Regions from separate parts of the Mus musculus genome. Here region 2 is linked to region 1. The links are chromatin contacts, found by Hi-C or POLR2A ChIA-PET in ENCODE. All regions are on one chromosome and are shown on one strand. The core of a region is the stretch at or near the end of the contact, and the rest is flanking DNA. Distances in the headings are between cores, read along the strand shown. Region 1 holds the start of Ggcx (gamma-glutamyl carboxylase). Region 2 has its middle 9.1 kb from the start of Sh2d6.

Region 1 (3,278 bases), core at 13-2,512:
GGATCCCATTACAGATGGTTGTGAGCCACCATGTGGTTGCTGGGAATTGAACTCAAGACTTCTGGAAGAGCAGTCAATGCTCTCTTAACCTCTGAGCCATCTCTCCAGCCTGCAACTGATCTTCCAAAGGAACAGAGTTCAGTCCCCATCACCCATATCAGGCAGCAACTACCTTTAACTCCAGCTCCAAGGGGTCCAACTCCCTCTTCTGGCTTCTACAAGCAAGCACACGCCTGGCCTACAATCACACAGACACTGCCCTGGTTAATCTTCGTCACCTAAAAACAAGCTAGAGGACCTCAACTAAGGAAATACCTCGAAGAAATTGGCCCGTAAGCATTTATGTGAGAGGGCACAGCCTACTGTGGATGGTGCCACCCTGGGCAGGTGATCCCTACTGGTAGAAGAAAGCAGGTTGAACAAACCACGAGGAGCCAGCCAGCATCTACAAGGTTCCTCCATGGCCTCTTCTTCAGTTCTGGTCTCCAGATTCCTGCCCTGACTTCTCTCCGAGATGGACTACAACTGTAAGCTGAAATGAACTCATGCTTTTCCAGGTTGCTTTTCATCATGGTGTTTTTATCAGAGTAATAGAAAGCAAACTAACACATACATACATACACATAAACAAAATAATGATAAATCTTAAAAAGAAATAAGATGACATTTTCCCACCACTACCACCACCACCTCAACCAAAATGTCCCCATCCAGAAAATGGACTTACCAAAGAGAAAACGAAAGACAGCCAGGTTTGCAGGGTCCGTTGGTTTGTTAAGCAGGGTCACGACACTCTGCCAGCTAGATAAATCTGTCCATTCAAACCCTAAAATTTTCTCCATTCGGCTGCCCTGTTTCAGTCCTGATGTCTGTGCAGACTTGTTTTTCTGTACTTTATCTACAAACCAAGACCTGGGGTCAAAAAGTGCGTGGGAAAACCGCAGTCCCTACAGTCTAGGACCTCCACCCACTGGGTTCTTCCACTGATCCAGCTCCTGCAACCTTCTGAGTCTCAGGTCATCCAAGATTCTCCTACGATCTTCCAACACAGACCGCCATCTCTCTCAATAAGCCACTTCCCCACTAAGACCACCGTGCCTCTCGCCAACCCTCAGCCTACCTGAGGCGGGAGCAACCAGTGCGGAGCCGCGGTGCACAGCCATGACTGCAGGGACAGGTGAGCCTCTCTGCAGCCAGGTCGGACCCAGTGGAACCTCCAGACTTAGACTTGCTGTCTTAGGCCCCGCCTCCTCGACACGTAAGCACTCGCGCGGACGGCCGGAAAGCGCCCGCACTGTCGTGAAGGCCGGAACCCCCGGCCCCGCACTGAAGCATAGGGGGCGTGGGCTAGGAGTGTGGGCGGGGCGATCCTGAGCCGAGCCCTGAGCTCAGAGACCGGGTGGGTATGAGGACCTTTGGGGATGGGCAGCGCAGGCGCTTGCTAAATCTAACTTTGGCATTGAGAGGAAGGAGTGACAGTTTTCAGAACAAGTGTCTCTCTCTATACTACTAGCTATCCCATCACATACTTGAACTTCAATCTCGACGCCTGCTTTGCTGTTTTTAGATTGGATCTCTTTTTGTAGTTTTCTCGCTTATGTAAACCAGACTGGCCTCAAATTCACCTGCTTCTGCTTTTGGAGTGCTGGAATAAAAACACTCACCACCATGCCTGCTTTTGAGACCGAACTAGCCTCGAACTCCCAGCAATCCTTCTGCCACTCTGCCTCTGTCTCCCACATTTTAGGATTTAAAAACTAAGAATTATACTTTCCTAATTTCATTGAGTCCTTCCCGAACCCCATCAGGAGTCTCCAGGTTTGAACATCCCGTCCCTGCACCCCCTCCCAAAAAGTCGCGAGGTGCAAAAGGGTAGACTTTTCTGCAGATGTGGGTTGGGGAGTTAAAGACGCACTTGGAAGGGGCTGGGGAGATGGCTCAGCATTTAAGAGCACTGATTGCTCTTCCATTGATCCTGAGTTCAATTCCCGGCAACCACATGGTGGCTCACAACCATGTGTAATGGGATCCGAGGCCCTCTTCTGGTGTGTCTGAAGGCAGCTACAGTATACTTATATACATAAAATAAATAATTTTTTAAAAGATTTATTTATTTATTATATGTAACTACACTGTAGCTGTCTTCAGACACTCCAGAAGAGGGCGCCAGATCTTGTTACGGATGGTTGTGAGCCACCATGTGGTTGCCGGGAATTGAACTCAGGACCTTTAGAAGAGCAGTCAGTACTCTTAACCCCTGAGCCATCTCTCCAGCCCAAAATAAATAATTTTTTTCCATTTTTTATTAGGTATTTAGCTCATTTACATTTCCAATGCTAAACCAAAAGTTCCCCATACCCACCCCACCCCCCAATCCCCTACCCACCCACTCCCCCTTTTTGGCCCTGGCGTTCCCCTGTACTGGGGCATATAAAGTTTGCAAGTCCAATGGGCCTCTCTTTGCAGTGATGGCCGACTAGGCCATCTTTTGATACATATGCAGCTAGAGACAAGAGCTCCGGGGTACTGCTTAGTTCATATTGTTGTTCCACCTATAGGGTTGCAGTTCCCTTTAGTTCCTTGGGTGCTTTCTCTAATTCCTCCATTGGGGGCCCTGTGGTCCATTCAATAGCTGACTGTGAGCATCCACTTCTGTGTTTGCTAGGCCCTGGCATAGTCTCACAAGAGACAGCTATATCTGGGTCCTTTCAGCAAAATCTTGCTAGTGTATGCAATGGTGTCAGCGTTTGGAAGCTGATCATGAGATGGATCTCTGGATATGGCAATCACTAGATGGTCCATCCTTTCGTCATACTTCCAAATTTTGTCTCTGCAACTCCTTCCATGGGTGTTTTGTTTCCTATTCTAAGAAGGGGCAAAGTGTCCACACTTTGGTCTTCGTTCTCTTGAGTTTAATGTGTTTAGCAAATTATATCTTATATCTTGGGTATCCTAAGTTTCTGGGCTAATATCCACTTATCAGTGAGTACATATTGTGAGAGTTCCTTTGTGATTGGGTTACCTCACTCAGGATGATGCCCTCCAGGTCCATCCATTTGCCTAGGAATTTCATAAATTCATTCTTTTTAATAGCTGAGTAGTACTCCATTGTGTAAATGTACCACATTTTCTGTATTCATTCCTCTGTTGAGGGGCATCTAGGTTCTTTCCAGCTTCTGGCTATTATAAATAAGGCTGCTATGAGCATAGTGGAGCATGTGTCCTTCTTACTGGTTGGGGCATCTTCTGGATATATGCCCAGAAGAGGTATTGCTGGA
Region 2 (3,530 bases), core at 737-3,236, 96 kb before region 1:
CTTGTGGGATGTCCGGGGCGGAAGCCAGGGCCTAGGGATCTGCTGGCGAGGAAGGGGGTGGGGCGGGCCACGTGGGCTGCGGGAGCGTGCACTGTCGCCTCCGTTCGTCATCACCCTCCGGCAGATTACCCTCCCTGAGCTGTAATAGATGGGAAGATAATTGTCCCTGCCCAATCATCGACCTCCGGTTAGGAGGCTTAAGTGAGGGCCTTCCTGCGTAAGAGGCGCATCATGAGCCACACTCTGGCTCCCTTCTCTTACACCAGCCCAGAATTCGGGTCAATTAACTGCTACTGATAAAGCCCAGCAGGATGCAGGCTCAAGCCAGGAGTCTGATCATGGACAGCACCTGCCCAGTGTTGCAGGAGTGGGGGGATCTCAGCCTGCGGAGGGTAGGGACTCTCTGCTGCCTGCCAGGCCTGTTAGCCTAGCATTTCTTTTTACCCCAGGCCACTTCTAGGCTCAAGCAGTGGAAATGGCCTCTCTCTCCTACCATTTCTCCAGGCACCTACGGACTTAGGATGTGGGCCACTGGCACTTTGGGGTGCCCTCATCTGCTTTGAAGACAGAAAAGCCTTTTCAGGCCTTTTAAATGAGTTCTGAACTCCCTTATCGGTAAACTAAGAGCGCTTTTGTTATTGGCTGCAAAGGTACTTCATGCTGGGGCAGGAGATAGGTAGTTCTTAGCTAGCCTGGTTTATATAGTGAGTTCCAGTCCACTTAGAACTGCGTACAAACAGTCTCAGAACAAACCCCCAATACATATTACAAAAGAAAAAAAAAAAAAAAGAGGTAACTTTCATTCATTGTTCCTGCAAGAATCAGGGAAACTGTCCAGGTAGTGTGGGCAGTACCTAATTATTAGAGCCCCCATGGCAGAAATGAGCATGATCCTTAGGACAGCAGGCCATCAAGGTGGTTGGTTCAGTGTGTGGGTCAGTTTCCTGCCAAGGCTGACACAGGGTGGAAGAAGAGAACCATCTTGGCTATGTTAGCCTCTGACCTCCACATGCTGCGGCCTCCTCCCACCGTAGAAAGACACTGAAAGAGAAAAGAGCAAGGCCCAGAACTGGCTTAGCACCTCCTTAGCTGACAGATGTGTATCCAGATGTCTTCTCTCCCTGGGACCCAACCCATTCTGGCCTTCCCCACCTTCCTCTCCCTCCTCCTAGCCTTGGTCCCTGCTACTTACCTTTCACCCACCCAGAACCAACCTGTCATCCCCATATCAGATAGTCAGGACAATGAAGACAGTTGGTGACAAGTGTTGAAAAATTCATTCTATCCCAAGTTCCTCAAAGCTGACAATATGGACTCATTTTAACATGCAAGTTCAAGCCAAGATTGTCTTAAAGCTCTATTTTTTTTTTTTTTTTAAATTCAAAGACAACAGTTTTATTACACTTTGAGGTTTTGGTTTCGTTTTGAGACAAGGTTTCATGTTGCCCAGGTTGGCATCAAACTTGCTGTGCAGCTAAGGATGACCTTGAACTCCTGACTCATCTGACTCCACCTTTTGAGCATTGAGATAATAGACATGGGTCACCATGGCCAGTTTGTTCCACACTGGGGACCAAGCATAGGGCTTCATAAATGTTGGGCAAGCACCCTACCAACTGAGCTACGTCACTAGCCAGTAGTTAATTCCTTTTGAGTAGATGAATGTGTACAGTTATAGCTGGCTGGCAACCATCCCATCTTTCCAGGCTTTTTGCCTTTCTAAATGTGAAGGAATAAAAATGGCAGGGGCAGGCCTGGAGGAACCTGGGAGGCCTGGTAAGGAGTGTGAGCATGGAGGGTATGAGCATTAGAGGACACAGGGGGAGCACTCCTCCAGTTTCCTACAGCAGAGATCAGTGAGCCAGCACAGATGCAGGGAGAGTGGGAGGCTTCGGGTATTTCTGTAATTCCATGGAGACGGAAGCCTTTGACTTTCCACTGCCGACCCTGCCAAGCACTCAACCACGTTTCCTGAGGTGAACAGGCCAGACTAGAAAATTCCAGGCAGGGTCATCTGCTGAGAGAACAAGTCCTTGAGAGATACTGTGCGTGACAGATACCAAATGGTTTGTTACTGAGGACCTGAAAGACTAGGTGAGCCCAGGAAGTATGCGGCTGGGGAGGATGTGAAAGCCATGGCCCAGGCCATAACACATCTGCTGGGTTCCCAGTGTGATCTAAGTTAACCATCCAGGCTTGCAGCTGACCTGAGAGGAACGTGTACAGAAGAGTCCAAGTGTGGCTGAGCCATGCATCCTCTGTGTAGCCCTGACCTCGGTCACCCCCTGCCTCCCCTCCCTCCTTGCTTATTCTAGGAATCAAACCCAGGGGCTTGTATATGCTAAACAGGCATCTAACACTGAGAGCTGTTTTTGCTGCGATGATTCTTGTTATTCTGCCCATACTAAGCTTGAATTTGCCATTCCCCTGCCTGGGCCTCCCAAGCAGTTGAGATTACAGGCATGCAGAGATTTCCCAATTAGAGTCTGGGTTATGTTGGCTTTATTTGTTTCTTTGCCATGCATCGATGAGAAGCCAACCCAGGGCCTGGTACATGCTTAGATAAGCACTGCACCACTGAGCTGCAGCTCCAGCCCTCCTCTTTGAAAACAGTCAGTGAAGCTGTGTGTGCTGACCCATGCCTATGATTCAGGAGCTCAAGAGGTAGAGGTAGGAAGAGCTTGAGTTTGTGGCCAGCCTCAGCTTTATGGTGGTGTGTGTGGAGGGGTATTAAAAAGAAGAGAGAGACAGCAGTGGAGCAACACCTTTAATCCCAGCACTGGGGAGGCAGAGGCAGGCAGATCTTTGAGTTTGAGGCCAGCCTGGTCTACAGGGCAAGTAGCAAGACAACCAGGCTACACAGGAAAATTGTGTTTCAAAAAATAAACAAAAGAAGAGTGAAAAAAAGAAAAAGAAAACAGAGCCGGGCATGGTGGTGCACACCTTTAATCCCAGCACTCAGGAGGCAGAGGAAGACGGATTTCTGAGTTTGAGGCCAGTCTGGTCTACAAAGTGAGTTCCAGGACAGCCAGGCCTACACAGAGAAACCCCGTCTTGAAAAACAAAACAAAACAAAAAAGAATACAGTGAATGCCTGTTTAGGGTTGGTGTGAGAAGGAAAAAAAGTAATATTTAATTATGTTTAACTATATATGTGTGTGTGTGTGTGTGTGTGTGTGTGTGTGTGTGTGTGTGTGTGTGTAAAATAAGCTGATACATGCTATCAGCCAAATGATTAATACCTAGTAATAATTATAGCTATAAATAGGCAAAGCCTGGTTGTGATCATCTCTCTCTGTGGCCCATGAAAACTTTAGGTAGATATATCATAATTATTGTTTCTACTGGCTACTGTCATTCTTTTTCTGATAAGACAACATACACAGACACACACACAGAGACACACACACACAGACACAGACACACACACACACTTGGGAATCAGAAGGCAGGTAAACTTCAGAGAGTTCAAGACCACCCCGGTCTACATGGTGCTTTTTCCTTAATGCCCTCCCAGATGTGAGCTACAG

What was found. Hi-C counts contacts between places; a loop is a spot of excess contacts on that map. ChIA-PET counts read pairs that join two places held with the same protein, here RNA polymerase II (POLR2A).
Region 2: POLR2A ChIA-PET joins it to region 1 with 30 read pairs in embryonic stem cell. The contact joins the enhancer-like site here to the promoter of Ggcx in region 1. A Hi-C loop is called at or near these places in 6 of 37 maps with a recorded cell type or tissue (CH12F3, T-helper 17 cell, T-helper 2 cell and 2 more). POLR2A ChIA-PET finds 5 or more read pairs at or near these places in 2 of 5 experiments (both embryonic stem cell).

What each region holds. Positions count from the first base shown.
Region 1 is chr6:72,412,292-72,415,569 of GRCm38, reverse strand. Ggcx (gamma-glutamyl carboxylase) reads right to left here and starts at 1,262. Exons shown (of 15, transcript NM_019802.5): 1 at 1,121-1,262; 2 at 728-898. The coding sequence starts at 1,163.
Region 2 is chr6:72,509,192-72,512,721 of GRCm38, reverse strand. No RefSeq gene overlaps it. Among named protein-coding and RNA genes, the nearest start is that of Sh2d6, 9.1 kb to the left of the region's middle. Within about 2 kb of position 1,986, at least 1 of the 3 ENCODE cell types and tissues checked has a DNase peak (open chromatin) inside an H3K27ac peak, as active enhancers do.